2 separate regions of the Homo sapiens genome follow, and region 2 is linked to region 1. Evidence: chromatin contacts called from ENCODE Hi-C or POLR2A ChIA-PET data. All regions are on one chromosome and are shown on one strand. The core of a region is the stretch at or near the end of the contact, and the rest is flanking DNA. Distances in the headings are between cores, read along the strand shown.

The links. A loop is a pair of places that touch in the nucleus more often than their neighbours do. ChIA-PET counts read pairs that join two places held with the same protein, here RNA polymerase II (POLR2A). Pooled maps may share reads with other maps.
Region 2: a loop to region 1 is called in a map of gastrocnemius medialis, with 2.7 times the contacts of the local background. The contact joins two enhancer-like sites. A Hi-C loop is called at or near these places in 4 of 168 maps with a recorded cell type or tissue (CD8-positive, alpha-beta T cell, aorta, gastrocnemius medialis and 1 more), 1 of 37 single-sample maps with no recorded cell type and 11 of 50 pooled maps. POLR2A ChIA-PET finds 5 or more read pairs at or near these places in 5 of 52 experiments (K562, activated CD4-positive, alpha-beta memory T cell, activated CD8-positive, alpha-beta memory T cell and 1 more).

What each region holds. Positions count from the first base shown.
Region 1 is chr3:4,767,230-4,774,807 of GRCh38, forward strand. ITPR1 (inositol 1,4,5-trisphosphate receptor type 1) reads left to right here. Exons shown (of 62, transcript NM_001378452.1): 46 at 1,282-1,535. Among named protein-coding and RNA genes, the nearest start is that of EGOT, 19 kb to the left of the region's middle. Within about 2 kb of position 5,087, at least 22 of the 41 ENCODE cell types and tissues checked have a DNase peak (open chromatin) inside an H3K27ac peak, as active enhancers do; they include gastrocnemius medialis, where a contact is called at or near this core.
Region 2 is chr3:4,805,070-4,812,647 of GRCh38, forward strand. It overlaps ITPR1 (inositol 1,4,5-trisphosphate receptor type 1), which reads left to right. Exons shown (of 62, transcript NM_001378452.1): 55 at 1,034-1,198; 56 at 6,196-6,391. Among named protein-coding and RNA genes, the nearest start is that of EGOT, 57 kb to the left of the region's middle. Within about 2 kb of position 3,747, at least 2 of the 41 ENCODE cell types and tissues checked have a DNase peak (open chromatin) inside an H3K27ac peak, as active enhancers do; they include gastrocnemius medialis, where a contact is called at or near this core.

The DNA of each region.
Region 1 (7,578 bases), core at 3,837-6,336:
CCACAGTACAAGTGACATTTGGAGAATTCTTTGTTACAGGACTGTCTGGCTGTCCTGTGCACTGTAAGATACTTAGCAGCATACACATTCTCTACCCAGTAGATGCCAGCAGCATACCCCTACTCCCAGAATATCTCCAGACATTGCCAGTTGTCCCCTGGGCGGGGTTGGGGGCAAAATCACCCCTGGCTGAGAACAGCTGGTCTAGACAGGAGCTAAAGAGAAGAAAAAGAAGAATGGCTACCATTTACTAAGTGCTTACTAGGAATCAGGCACTGTTCAACGTTCTTTTTTAAAAAACGAAATCTTGGCTCTGTCTCACTCTGTTGCCCAGGTTAGAGTGCAGTGGCACGATCATTGCTCACTGCAACGTCCAACTCCTGGGCCCAGATGATCCTCCCACCTCAGCCTCCTGAGTAGCTGGGACTGCAAGTATGCACCACTACATCTGGCTGATGTTTAAAACAATTTTTTGTTTTGTAGAGATGGAATCTCACTATGTTGCCCAAGTTGGTCTAAAACTTCTGGCCTCAAGTGATCCTCTTGAGTAGCTGGGATTATAGTCCAGCCACTGCGCTGGACTGTTCAAAGTTCTTTACAGTTCCCCTCATTTCAGACTCATGTCACCACCGCAAGATAGATACAATTGAGGTACCTCCATTTTACAGATGAGGGGACTGGGGCACAGAGATGGTAATTAAGTCATTACGGACATGCAGCTAGGAGGCAGTGGAGCCAGCATTCGAACCCAGCGTGTCTGGCCGCAGAGTCAGTACTGCTAACTGTAATGCCATAACTACCTCACAGGGTTATTCTGAGGATGAGATAAAATAACACACACAAAGTTCTTCATCACAGTGCTTTGATAGTTACAGAAGGGTCAGGCATTACGACAACAATAATTGTGATTAGCATTATGTTGAGCTTCTTAAGAACTTTCTTGAGATGTTATTCACGGATGCTCTCCCATTTTAAAGATCAGGAAGCTGAGGCCCAGAACCTTAGATGTGTGAGGCTGACAGAACCTGTGCTGAGGCTTTTCCTCTGAAACACACTGTACACGTAGGTGAAATGGTAGATCCACAAGTAAGGTGGCAGGGCCTGGCTCGGTTTTAATCCTGTCTGAGGACTGAGAGCAGATTGTGACTTCTTTGAGTGTTTTGCCAACTTTGAACGTCTCTAGGAGATAAAGGAATGTAGGTTTCTGAGTGTCACCTTTGGAGTGGTGAATAGGGCCCATGAGGACTCTGCAGCCTTTCATGCCTTATGCTTGCTTTCTAGCTAAAGAGCCCACAACACAGATAACAGAAGAGGTCCGGGATCAGCTCCTGGAGGCCTCCGCTGCCACCAGGAAAGCCTTCACCACTTTCAGGAGGGAGGCTGATCCCGACGACCACTACCAGCCTGGAGAGGGCACCCAGGCCACTGCCGACAAGGCCAAGGACGACCTGGAGATGAGCGCGGTCATCACCATCATGCAGCCCATCCTCCGCTTCCTTCAGCTCCTGTGTGAAAACCACAACCGAGACCTGCAGGTGAGGGCCTGGGGGTGGGGGCGTGGAGGGAGCTCGGGAAAGGCTGCCAAGGCCTGCCTTCCTCTGATGGTTCAGCACCTCTCACTTGGGCCAGATTGCTTGAGCCAAGGATCCAGCAAGGTTCTTTTTTTTCCTTTTTCTTTTTTCTTTTTTCTTTTTTTTTGAGATGGAGTCTCGCTCTGTCACCCAGGCTGGAGTACAGTGGCGTGATCTTGGCTTACTCCAACCTCCAGCTCTTGGGTTCAAGCGATTCTCCTTCCTCAGCTTCCCAAGTAGCTAGAATTAGAGGAGTGCCTGGCTAATTTTTGTATTTTTAGTAGAGATGGGTTTTCATCATGTTGGCCAGGCTGGTCTCGAACTCCTGACCTCAAGTGATCCCCCCACCTTGGCCTCCCAAAGTTCTAGGATTACAGGCATGAGCCACCGAGCCACCGAGCCTGGCCAGATCAGCAAAGTTCTGTGATGCAAAAGCCTGGGCAAGTAATGCCCTTGTCTGTCTTCCCTGCTGTCTCCAGAGACCACATCTTGTGCACCAACATAGGTGCCTGCCCCATATATATTTGTTAAGTGTCTGTATGTGCCTATTGATGTGTGTGTCTTGTAGCCTGTCACTGTTAGACATCTAGGCACTCAGGTAAAAATGGGATGGATGGATGGCTAGATAATTAAATATATTAGATTTCTAAAATTGGATACATAGAAAGTTCTGAATAAATATTTGTTGGTTGAATGAAGGAAATGGCTGCCTTTCAGTGATTTACAGAAAGAGGTGCTCAAAAATATTTGCTGAACTGATTATTCCAGAAATCCTTTGTTCATTTTGTTGTTTTTGTCTGATAACAATGGGCAAGGTTTGTTAGGCACTTATGATATCCTGGATCCTAAGTGTTGCTTATATGATTATATTATATAGATGAGGAAACTGAGGTGCAGAGGACACAGGGAGTGCAGAAGTAGGACTTGAACCCAGGTAGTCTTACACTAGAGCTCATGTTGTTAACCAAATGCTGAGAGACAGAGGGCACATGATGTCCCTTGCAAAGTTTCCCAGCAGCAGGAGCTGTTTAGGAAGGGCCGAGGATGGATCGTAGAGATCCGCTTCTTTCTTCCGAATGGGTCTGGATCTGCGGAGGGCCCTCACTGCCCAGGAGAAGTGTGCTGGAGCACTGGGTCCCTGGCTTTTGCCTGGGTTTGTTGCCAACTCCTGGACCTAGGGAAACCACCCCCTTTTTGCCTGAATGGTGTGAGGATGAACAAGGAAAGGGCATCTGAACCTCTATCTCCTTTGTGGTGGAATGTTTCCTCCTAAGACACTCCAGTCAGCCGTGGTAGTTCTGTGTACTTGGGTTATGAGGGTATGGAAAGGAAATAATGCTAGTCCAGATCTGGCCAGGGAAGGCACAGCCTTTAAATATTTACCTGGCTGACCTTATCCCCCAGGTGACTTGATGCCTGTCACACCTCGATTGTGGCTAGACAGTTGGTACTGCCGCAGTGAATTGCTCTCACTTAAAACTTGCCACAGAGTCTATGCCTGGATTAGCTAAGAAATTATATTGTTAATTAGTAAGGCAAACAGTGAAATGGAACTGAGAGAAGCCTGCAACGTTAATACCTTCTATAGTTGTTTGAATTTTCAATCAGATTGAAGAACCTCAACTTTGAAAAAGCATCTGAGATCTGAGGTCCTCACCTGGCCAGATCTGACTCATGTTGGAAAGTGAAGGAATTTCACACAAACCCCACTGTCGGCCAGGCTGGACCCACAGTACCATGTGGCTTGCATGCTAGTGGGGGCCCCTCCAGATGAGGTGGGTTCTTTCTTTTCTTTGGTGCCTGGCCCATTTCAGCCTGTGGTGCTCCCTGCTTGATCCCTGTCGCCATCTGAGTGTGGGATCTCAGCCATCGGTTTCCTTAGTTTTCTTGTCAGTTGCTCAGACTTTCCTCTTTGGGGCGTTAGAACACCTCAGCCCTAGATTTTCTTGCCAGGACTGTGTAGTCCAGTTGGGTGGAGCAAAGCACTTATGCCTCAAATGCTCAGGGCCTGGTTACCATCTCACTGGCTGATAACCTCTATCTGAAGGCCACTGTTTCCCTGACATTGTCCACCCTCCACCTTCCATAACCCTACCACTAGTCACGGGATTCAGGCAAAGGGGGAGTGAGTGACCCACAGAGGACTAGATGCTGAGCGGCTGAGCTTGGCATCTCTGTGGCTGGGAGTGGGGGAATCCTGATGCTGGGGACTGTTTCTGAGCAGAGCATGGTGATCAGTGCCCCTGTACTATTCCCCTATGCAGGTGTCACTGGTCTCTGCCAGCCTTGGAGTCCACAGGGGAAGTAGGTTGAGATGATGCCCAGGCATGTGTGTGTCATTTAATCAATATCAGTGAATCCCTGCTCTGTGCCCAGCACCCATGGTGACAGGACCTCACCCCTTCCTTCACAGAGCTGAGTCTAGGGTAGCAGCCACTTGAACTGAATGGAAGCAGCCACTCCTTAGAAGAGAGGAACCAACCCATTGCAGGTCCAGGAAGGCCTCTCAGAGGAGGTGGCATCTGCTGAGTTCTGAGCTTATGAAACTCAAGACTGCCTGGAGTAGAATCCCTCCATGAGTGTCAGAGGTGCAGTGCCAATGTGCTTGTTCCCGAGCTTAGCTCTGGTGGTATGGGCCTGCTCCGCCTTCCCTCTCTCCCTGACCTTCCCTCCCTCGCCCACACACCCACTTCCTTCCACTGTGAAAGCGGAGTAAGGCTTTAATTGCACAGGTTCATCATTTCTTGTTTGGAAGTCTTCAGATTTTTAGTTTTATACCTTAGCTTTCTGCAGAATTCTCCGTTGAATCAATGCCCTGGGAACCCCATGGACAGAAGCACCTTTTAATGAAGTCCTTCCAAAACTCGTTCCTCAGTGCATTGCTCTGTTGGAAACAGTGCTGTGGGGTGTTGGGGTGTATAGTATATTTTAACATATTTTAACTTAAAAAAAAAAGACCTAGCAACATAATGTTTGAAGGTATCATAAAGATTATCCAGTTCAGTGCTTTAAAACTTTTTGGCTTGGGGGAGCGCACGGGATCCTTTGTTGAAATATACTAAGTACAGCAGAGGAGAGCAAAGCTGCTCTGTTCGGAGTGGAAACTAGAGTGCTCCCTCACCTACGAGACCCCTGGGATGGTAGGGAGGAATTGTAGGGAGCCCCCAGGGTTCTGCAGGGCCCAGTTAGAAGCCCGTGATCTGGACCAGTGGTTCACAAGGATGGAGGTTGGAATCATCCTTAAAAACTCCTGCAAAATCAGATTCTCTCAGGTGGTGACTTGCCTCCAATAAAATTATGGTGTGTAGAAATCCACTTCTCCAAAGAATAGTTTTAAGCAGGACTCAGCCACTCTGAGTGCCATTCTGTGGCAATATCCCAGAACAGGGGGTGGGTCACTGGGTCAGGGATTCCTCTTGGATCGGAGGGAAGGAGAAGGCATTCTCATAAGGAGAGAGTGTTCAGCTTCCTGGTGTAAAGCAGCTCAGAGTCAGCACAGAGGGAGAAGGAATCTGGCCTTTTGCAGCAGCACCCTTTGGGCTCGTGCCCGGAGTTGCTTGTCATATTTATAACCTTAACTTTCCTGTTGGTAAATGTTCAGAAGAGATAAAGTCACCAAGTCTCACTTTGCCAAACAGGCAGTTGCTGCCTTAAGCAAGCCTTGTTTACAGTGGTCAGAAATGTGATGGGAAAAACCTCTCTTCAGCCAGTTGGCATGTGTTTGGGGACCCTCCCCTGAGAAGCTGGCTTTGCTTTTCCCCTGGGGTAATGAATGCAGGTCCTGATCTCTTTCCACCAAAGTCTGTCTAAGCACAGACTTGAAGTCTTCCATTTCCTTAACCCACCCATCTCAACTTGGTCCCAGGCTCTTCAAGGAAGACTGCAAAAAGGGCAGGATTTCTCTAGCTTGGACAAGGCAGGGTGGTACATGCTGAAGGGGAGTTCTCTTCTCTAAGAAGGAGTTCCCTGTGCCTCGTAGTGAGTGGTGTGCCTCTGTTTATGGAGAGGGCCAGAGGAAATGGATCTGAGTCTGGGACAGATTCTGTCCAGACACTCTGAAAGCCATGAGAGATGGGAGAGGCTTTCAGGAATGGGCAGCCATTGTCTTCATGGGGAGTTTGAAACACGTGGGCCCAGCTAGCCTTGAGGACTTCCCAGTCCTCTTCCCTCCATTCATTTCATTTAGTTCAGATTATTTCATCCAGTGTTTACAATGCAGCTGGTAGGTGCCAGTCCCTGTGCCAGCTGCTGGGCACCCAGCGCTGTCAACGTGGTCCTTGGTGAGTTGATCGGTCCCTCTGTACGCACATCACAGGAGTGAGGAAGGCTGGAAGAGGCGACTTGCGATGCTCCCATCTCACTGGAGTAGGGCTCAGGGGTCGGAGGAGCTTCCTAGAAGTGACTTTAGACCACATCCTGAAGGAAGAGGAGTCATTCAGGGTGGAGGCCTCGAGAGCAACAGGCAGAGGGCATTGCCTGGTGGGAGCCTGGAGGCCAGGCAGAGAATGAGGAGTGCTTGAAGTGTGTTGTAAACACTGGTTGAAATAATCTCAATTAAATGAAATGAATTCATTGGGAGTGGTAACAGAAGTTTGAGAGACAGGTGTTATAAGAGTTGCCTCTCAGATGTTATAAGAGTTGCCTCTCTTTCATCCATAGAGACTTGGTTGTTGGTTTAGACTGTATCTTCAAGTCCTTTTTCTATATATTCGAATGGGAACATTTGTTACATATTAATCTATATGCCTTTTTAAATTCACTGGGAGCAGTAACAGAAGTTTGACAGACAGATGGGCCAGGAGAGCCTTGCTGTGAATTTCAGCCATGGACAGCCAGGACCTCTCCAGAGTTGTCCCAAACACTCCTCCAGCGCCCCTGCACAGAGCAGGGCTGAGCCAACCCCTCAAACAGGTAGTATCTTCCCTGAGGAGCTGGAGCAAGGCAGAAATGGCTGTGAAATCCTCCTCTGGTTTCCCTTAGAGAAACAATCGAGCCCACACAGTCCCAAATCATCTGTTCTCCCTCCACCTCCCACCTGGACCTGAACTTGTTATGGAGCAAAAGGGATTTGGGTTAAGTTGTAGTGGGGAGAAAGGAGGTGGTTAGTTTGGTGATGAGTCAAGCACTGAACTTGGTTACCAGCTCTTAACCTGTGCATTTACAAATGTTTTAATTATACAAGGAATGTGTGGATATGTTCTTTTTATAAAGACCAAATGAAAATAAGTATTTAGTTACAAGAGTTGCCTCTCTTTCATCCATAGAGAATTGGTTGTTGATTTACACTGTATCCTCAAGTCCTTTTTCTATATATTGGAACGGGAACATTTGTTACATATTAATCTATATGCCTTTTTGAAAAAACTTGACAGTGTGTCATAGAGATCTTTCCATATTGGCACATAGGGATCTACTCGGTGTTTCTAATTTATAATATTAAATGATGTAGATATACTGTAATTTATTTACTCCTCAATTGGTGCGCAATTAGGTTGTTTCCAGTTCTTCACTGTCACAAGCAGTACTATAGTGGACATCCAATACATACTTTGTGAGTAGAAGTGAATACTTCATAGAAGTGGAAATTACTGGGTCAAAGATCATGTCCATTTAATCTTTTCCTATTGCCCATTTTTTTTACAGTAAGCATGTCGCTTTGGTAACTGAGGAAAAGAACATACATAATTAATTTTTGCTTCTTTTTAAGAACAGATGACTGGAGCCTCTGACAAAAATCTCCTCATTAAAATACTCTATTTCTCAAGTTGGGTGAATGTGGCTTTTTAAATTTTGTTGAGGAAGTGTCTTGCTCCTATCTGTGCCTCTTGTTTACATTTAGAACTCACCTGGAGAACACCTGCTCAGGCACATGCACACAAGCACACACACATTTACTCACTGTCACTCCTTCCTTTAATCGTGGAAATGGCCAAACAAGTAATCCAGGCTCCTGCCACATGGCACTGGGAGTAAGCCAGCTGATCACACCCCCATTTTATGGTGAACT
Region 2 (7,578 bases), core at 2,497-4,996, 36 kb after region 1:
TTAGGACTCCTTCAGTTGCAGATGTCAGAAAACCTAATCCATGCTAGCCTCAGCAAAGGAGAATATGTATTGGTTCATTTTGACCAAGAAACCAACAGCCTCGCTTCAGGCACAGCTGATACAGGGGCTCACACAGTGTCCTCAGGGCCCAGTTCCTCCTTGCCATCTTTTGGCTCTGTGTCCCCAGTGCTGGTGGTGCCTTCAGTGTTGGTAATGTGGCAGCTCCAGAGTTCACAGCTGCTCAGGTTCAAGGTCAGTGGGAAAGAACAAAATTATCTTTGGCTGCAATCCCAAGAAAGAGCTCAGTGGACATCATTGGCTCCATTTGGTCCTGTGTCTATCTCTAAACCAGTCATTGTACCCAGGGGAATACAATATTGTGATGGCCAGGTTGGAGCCCCACCCAGACCTCAAAGACTGCTACTCAGAGAGGAATGGTCCCCAAAGGAAAATTAGAAGTTATTCCCAGAAGAGAGGGCAGGGGAATAGAACTCATCCTGAAGTCCCTTATATTTTTTTTCCCCCAAGAAAATTGTTGTTTTCCCTGTGAACTTAGGAGCATTGAAAGGCAAGAACTGATCACTGCTCATTAAATTGCCACCTTACAGTGCCTAGAATGTAACAAATTCAGAAAATGCTTTTGATCATGCTGATCACAGGGTTCGTGGATTGAGGTGACTTCTGTGTTTGACTAACTCATACAAGAATGTTAGAAATGATTCATATCTCATTTTGAAAATCATAATCTCAGTATGTGTTAATTTTGTTTTTGCCATAGAGAAATGCTACTTGATTACTGTTGCGCATGAAGTTATTTGACTACCATGTAATTTGTAATATGCCTGAAAAGCAAAGTAATGAAATGACTTAGATCTGCAAATGGGTCTTGGCGGGTTTGGTGGGCACCGGGTGGAAAAGGAAGCGTTTGTTTGGGCACGGTGACTGAAATACATTTGTGTGAGATGCTCTCGTTGCTCTCATGAAGAGTTTGGCACAGTCCGTGCCATCTGACTGTTCCTGTCATTGTTCTCAGGTATGCAATAAAATCATCTTTCTAATGAGCTTTGTGGGCAACTGTGGGACATTCACAAGAGGCTACCGAGCCATGGTTCTGGATGTTGAGTTCCTCTATCATTTGTTGTATCTGGTGATCTGTGCCATGGGGCTCTTTGTCCATGAATTCTTCTACAGTCTGCTGGTGAGTACCTGGTGTGGAAATATTTTATGTGTGGGGAAACTAGGAGAGTGTCCTATGTCCTCTCTCTCATCACAGACCCTTCCTTTTAATGGTGATTGGTGTGCCTGGTCCACCAAGATTGAAGCTCCACAGTTGGCAGCCTTTGGGGGATCTGAGAGGAAAGCTCCACAGGAATTGGGTCAGCCCAGGAATTCAAGAGTCACACAACCGCACTGTGTACTGGGCACTCCCGATCTGTTACTTCTCAGTAATGGAACATGCCTGTAGTAGGTTCAGGAGATGTTTCCTTTCCATGCACCTTTGTTTTTCTTTACTTCTTAGACTCAGCCGCACTTACACCAAGAGGAGTGTTTTTGAGGCTGTCATCCAACAGCTCTCAGGGAGTCCATTTCTTGTGAACACGTGTAGCGACCATAAGAGTAGGAGCTAGTTTTGAAGCCCCGGGATTCATGATCATGAGCTCAGTAGATTTATTGGTCTAGGAGACCCTTTCAGTAGCTCATTTTCCTCCGATATGAGCCAAGTGCTTAATGTCTTGACAGTCTGTAAGACAAGCTGGTTCCATCACCTTCCTCCTGAGCAGGTTTTTAAATGACAAATCAAGGAACTACTTACTTTCCTGTAGTTGGAGGGAATCTAGACCTGTGGCGTTGTAGATAAGAAACCATTTTCTTGTGCCTACATAAAATGACAGGAAGCATAAAACTGACCTATCTGCAAGCAACACCATAAACAGCCTAGGAATATTAAAATATTTGTGAGGACAAAAATGATCAAGGCCTAAGGGTTGGCTTACAAAGAGGGGGACTTACAAAGAGAGGGGGGCTTACAAAGAGAGGGGGGCTTACAAAGAGAGGGGGGCTTACAAAGAGAGGGGGGACTTACAAAGAGAGGGGGGCTTACAAAGAGAGGGGGGCTTACAAAAGGCAGAGCAAGGGAAGCTCTTCAGGGAGATGCTTAGAAAACCCCCCCGAAGCGCGTATGAGAGGCATCCAGCCACGATCTAGTTTGATCCTATTGCGTTTTCTTAAAGTGAACTGAGGAGCAGTTCAGCATCAGAAGCTGGGAGTTACTCTTATCTTTCTGCAATAGGTTAGAGATTTGAAAGTACAAAATGCAACTGTGTGAGATGCTCCCTTCGCTTAACGTACTTGACTGCCTTGTGCCACAGTTTCCTCATCTACAAAATGAGAACAGTGTATCTCCCTCACAGGGCCGTCACAGGGATTACATGCAGCTGTTCAGGTCAGGGTCTTAGAATAGCACTGCCGAATGATTGCCAGCTATTTTATTGTCTTTGTCATTCTATATTCCTTCCCCCGTCCAAAACACCATAAGGAATTCACCGTTCAGATCACTAGGATTAGCTCATACCATTAGGGGTGGATTTTGGCAGGCTAAAGGGAATGGATTCTTTTCCCTCATCTTAAAATAGGTCTGGCTATATTTTGAGGTTTTAGGCAAAGAGGTCTCAGGATATCCTTGTGATTCCCATTATGTCGCCTATTTTGGTCACTTTGTATCAGAAACCTTTAGAGACTTACGTCTGTTTCTGGAACTTTTTGTCTCATGCCATCATGTCCCTGGACAACAAATTCCTGTCCTCCCTTGGGAGGGCGGCAGAGTTCAGTTGGTGGTCTCTCTCATCCCTGCCAAGGGCTCTCTCCCAAGAGACAGGAGATGCCCCTTTGGTCAACGCCACCTTGCCCCAGTAGACACTTCGACCTTTCCTCCAATCTGCCTCCAGTTGGCTTGGCTTCTTTTCTGTTCATTTGAGTCCTCTTCTCTTCATCACTTGCAATGCAGGCCAGTGCCAGTGCCTGACGCAGGGCACATAATGGTGAGAGGAACACAGTCCCTACCCTCATAGGCCTCACAGTCAGGAGCACATTACAGGGACAGCCGTTTTGTGAGTGGTCACCCTGCACTCTTCTCTACACACTCTCACTACCACCTTTGAGGTAGATGGTATCTTCCAATTACACCTGAGGAAACTGAGGCTTGGTGAGGTTAGGTAACTTGCTCAGAGTCACACTGTCAGTAACTGGTGGAGGCAGGAGAGCCTCACAACTCTGTTGATTCCCAAGTTGACACTGCCTTTTATTCAAGCATGTGAAAAAGTCCTTGCATCAGTGAAACTGGCATTTCACGTTCCAGTTTGCATCTGTGCTTTCAAGTCTCCAACCTATCACAGAAAGATAAGAGTAACTCTCAGCTTCTGATCATGCTACCTCAGTTCACTTTTAGGAAACGCAATAGGATCAAACCAGATTATGGTTGGCTGCCTCTCCTGTGCTTTGCGGGGGGATTTTCTAAGCTGTGTGGACCTTGACTTGTTTGTGTCTTCAAGTGATGTGCTCCTTTTGGTATCAAAGCAGTACTCAATGTGTCTGGTAAGAACCAGAAAACACTGACACTTCAAATTATTCTACTAATAAGGAAAGCCTGCAACCAAAAGAAATCGGGCTGCCTGTAAAAGGAGAGAGACCTGAGCAGGGAACACCCATGTGTTCCAGAGTTGGGAGAGCTCCCTCCATGCCAGCAGGCCGGAAGGTAGGGAGGGTGATCTGGTGGCCTAATTAAACTGCTGCCCCCCCTCCCCCACAAAGACTGGCCGGACCTGGTCGTGAGCCTGCATTAAAGCTGTGTCCTTAGAAAAATATTAACACCTGGAGATGAAAATGTGCAAAGTTCATAAGCAGGCAGTTAACAAAAGCAGAAATCCAGATGGTCAGTAAACATGGAAAAATGTTCATCCTTGGTGCTAAACAAAGACATGCTAATTAAAACAGCGCAATCCTGTGTTTTACCTGTGACATTAGTAAAGGTTAAAAAGCCTGATGGTGCCCAGTACTAGTGAGAGTGGGGTAAAATGGGCATGATTCTTTACTAGTGGTGAATGTAAACTGATCCTGCCTTTCTGAAAGCAGCAGGCAAAATGTTTCTCTTATACCATTTGACTCAAATACTCCATTTCCAAAAATTCGCCGAAAAGGAATAACTAGACGAGCACGTATGGAGGCATGTATAGAAGTGTTCCTCACAGCATTATTTGTTATGACATATAATTGGAAACATCTTGACTGTTTTTAAAAAACATATTGGTTATGTTAATCATGTTTTTCCCATATAGTGAAATACCAGGTGATCATTTTTGACAGGAAAATGTTCCTGATGGCTTGGTGAAAGGCTGGTTATGTGCCAGTATTATGGTCTAATATTTTTGTAAACAATATATATCTATAAATTGCATTTTTTAAGGCCAGAAGGAATTAAGCTATTGAGCGAATGTCTCTAGATGGTGAATTATTAGTGACTTTTTTTCCTTTGTGCTTTTTTTTGTTTTCCAAGTTTTCTCCATTGAACATGTATAATTTTCCAATTAGAAGAAAGCTTTTCTTTTATATAAATAATACTTATTGATTGTTTTAAAATCAGAAACTATAGATGAGTGAAAAGGAAAAAATCGCTTGTCATTTCTATGATTTGGAGCCTGTGTAATCTCTGCGGTCCTTAACCACAGAAAACAAGTGCCATTTGTTTGTTGTCTGAAGTTGCGCTTACTTGCCACTTTATATTGAGCTGCTGGAAAACATTTAACCAACATTAACAGCAACACTTTGCCTTCTGTCATATTGTATTGACTAAAATCCCTCTTCCTTGCTTCCCTTTAAGTATCCTACTCTACCCAATGCCCTTCACAGAACTAGTCTCAGAACACAGATTGGTGTCAAGGAGGCAGAAAAGCCAATCGACCGGAAAATGACCTCAGATGAAAAATTCTAAATTGGAAGGGACTCAGAGATCAGCTGTCTCAGTCCACTTATTTTACAGATGAGGAAACAGATCCAGAGAGCTTAGATGGCTTGGCCGACATCTTGCAACAAATTAAAAGCAGTCAGGATTCAACCCTGTCCCCTGACTCACTTCATGGTGCAGTCACACCCCAAAGCCACAGTGGAGACCAAACCTTCTGTACAGGATTAGACAGCAGCCAGAGGCCATGCTAAAAACTAGCCTCAGGTCTAAGAGTAACTTCAGAGAGCTCTCTCCCCACACTCCCCACCATTCTCCCAGTCAAGTATCTGTGACTGTAGCTCTTGGAAAACTAGCCATCATCCTCCCATACCTATATGTACCTACAAGGATCCTCCATTCCTCAGGAAGCCAACTTCTTGCAAAGAGCAGGTTCCTTAGCAGAGGGCAAGCCTGGATTGTGAAGGCACTGTGACCTGCAGGGGTCTTACCCTCGCAATGTTAACGTCACTAATGTCCCTGCGATACACCAGCTATGTGACCCTGCCCCAGTCTCTTGATCAGGAAATTGATGATAATTACTATTTACTGTACTTACTGAGCATATGGATGCCAGTGTGCTAAGCACTGTGCGTACGTGGTTTACTTATTCTTCATAACAACTCTACATCCTCCAGTCTGCAAATGAGGAAATGGAGACTCAGAGGGGATGAGGAAAGTGCCTAGCCCGAGATCATACGGTGGACAGTAGCTGAGCTGAGATTTGAATTTACATCTAAGTCCAGAGTTCTTGCCACTGACGCTGGCTTGTAGTACGTCTGCCTTCCCACCAGACACTGGGCTGCAGGAGGGCAGGGACCAGGGTGGCTGGCTCTTCATAAACTCAATTCAGTACCTTCTAAATGAATGGATGCCAAGACCCTCATCACTTTCCTCTCCCTTTGTCTCTGAAACTCATTGGCACAAGCATGTATTTTCTCTATTTCCAGTCCCTCTAAATGGCTCTGGATACTACTTGAAGTTGCTATTGTTTCCTGCTTCCTCTTCTGTGTTTATTTTTCCTCATTTTTACCATCTCCGTTTCACTGTGAAGCCAGGGAAGATGTTCAGTGTTAAGATCATATGTAGTGCTTTTGAGTGTCTAAGAGGGCAAACTCTCTATAAACCAAGTTTGCATTATGGGATAGTGATGTACATCTAACATCAAGGCTTCTTAAAATTCTTTTTGTTTGTTTTCAAAGCTTTTTGATTTAGTGTACAGAGAAGAGACTTTGCTTAATGTCATTAAAAGTGTCACTCGCAATGGACGGTCCATCATCCTGACAGCAGTTCTGGCTCTGATCCTCGTTTACCTGTTCTCAATAGTGGGCTATCTTTTCTTCAAGGATGACTTTATCTTGGAAGTAGATAGGCTGCCCAATGAAACAGCTGTTCCAGGTGGGTTTGGGATCTTCTGATCTTTTTAATGCTAAAAGATTATTTCCTGATTATAACTGAACTAAAGAAAATAACGACTTTAGTAATGCAGATATCTCCCCATTGTATCTCCCTAACACGCAGAGTGTGAATTTCAAATACAGGTCTTCATTCTCACAATGAATGTGGCAATGTGGCATATCAAATGCTAAGAGTGGGTGACCAGATCTGACATTTATTTATTCACTAACATCATCTTTTAAACTAGTGCAACTTTTTTGTAAAGCAGTGACCATACATATTGAGAGCGTTGGAGTATGCATCCCTTTAACTGAGTAAATCTACTTCTAGGATCAATACTTAAAGAAAAAAAGGCTGCCGACTGTGCACGTAGAAACAGACATATATGGGAGAACGTTCGCTGCAGTGTACAGTTGGAAGCAGTGTAAATGTTCGGGGGTGTTTCATCAGATCATGGTACATCCATGAGGTGGGGTGCCTTGCACATAGGTACATCTTTAGAAACCTCCATGGAAAAATACCCACAAGATGTAGTTGGAAATGGCAGAAGGATAACTATAGTAGGATCACATGTATGTCTTTTTTTTTTTTTTTTTCGAGACAGGATCTCACTCTGTCTCCCAGGCTGATGTGCAGTGGTATGATTTCACCTCACTGCAACCTCCAACCTCCCGAGCTCAAGCAATCCTCCCACCTCAGCCTCCCCAGTAGCTGAAACTGCAGGCGCCTGCCACTGCATGTGGCTAATTGTATTTTTTGTAGAGATAGGTTCTTGCCATGTTGCCCAGGCTGGTCTCGAACTCCTGGGCTCAGGCGATCCCCCAGCTTTAGCTTCCCAAAGTGCTGGGATTACAGGTGTGGGCCACTATGCCTGGTCTTATGTTTTCTTAAAAATTAAAAAGCCCATATACATATATTAAAACATGGATGACTGTACCTCCAGACTGCTAGCAGTAGCTCTCTCTGGGGCTTTTTTACTATATGCAGGTTTTACAGTGAGCTCATGTTATTTTTACACATAGCAAGAACAGAAGAGATTTCCAATTCTGAGAGTGAAAAAAAATGACCATAATACTTGAATGGTACCCAAGTGCCCTCTTCTCTCAGTTACAATAGTTGGCCCGACTTAGTGAAATACTACTGGTTTTTCATCCCGAGTCTAAGAAACAGACTAGAATCGTTGTGGC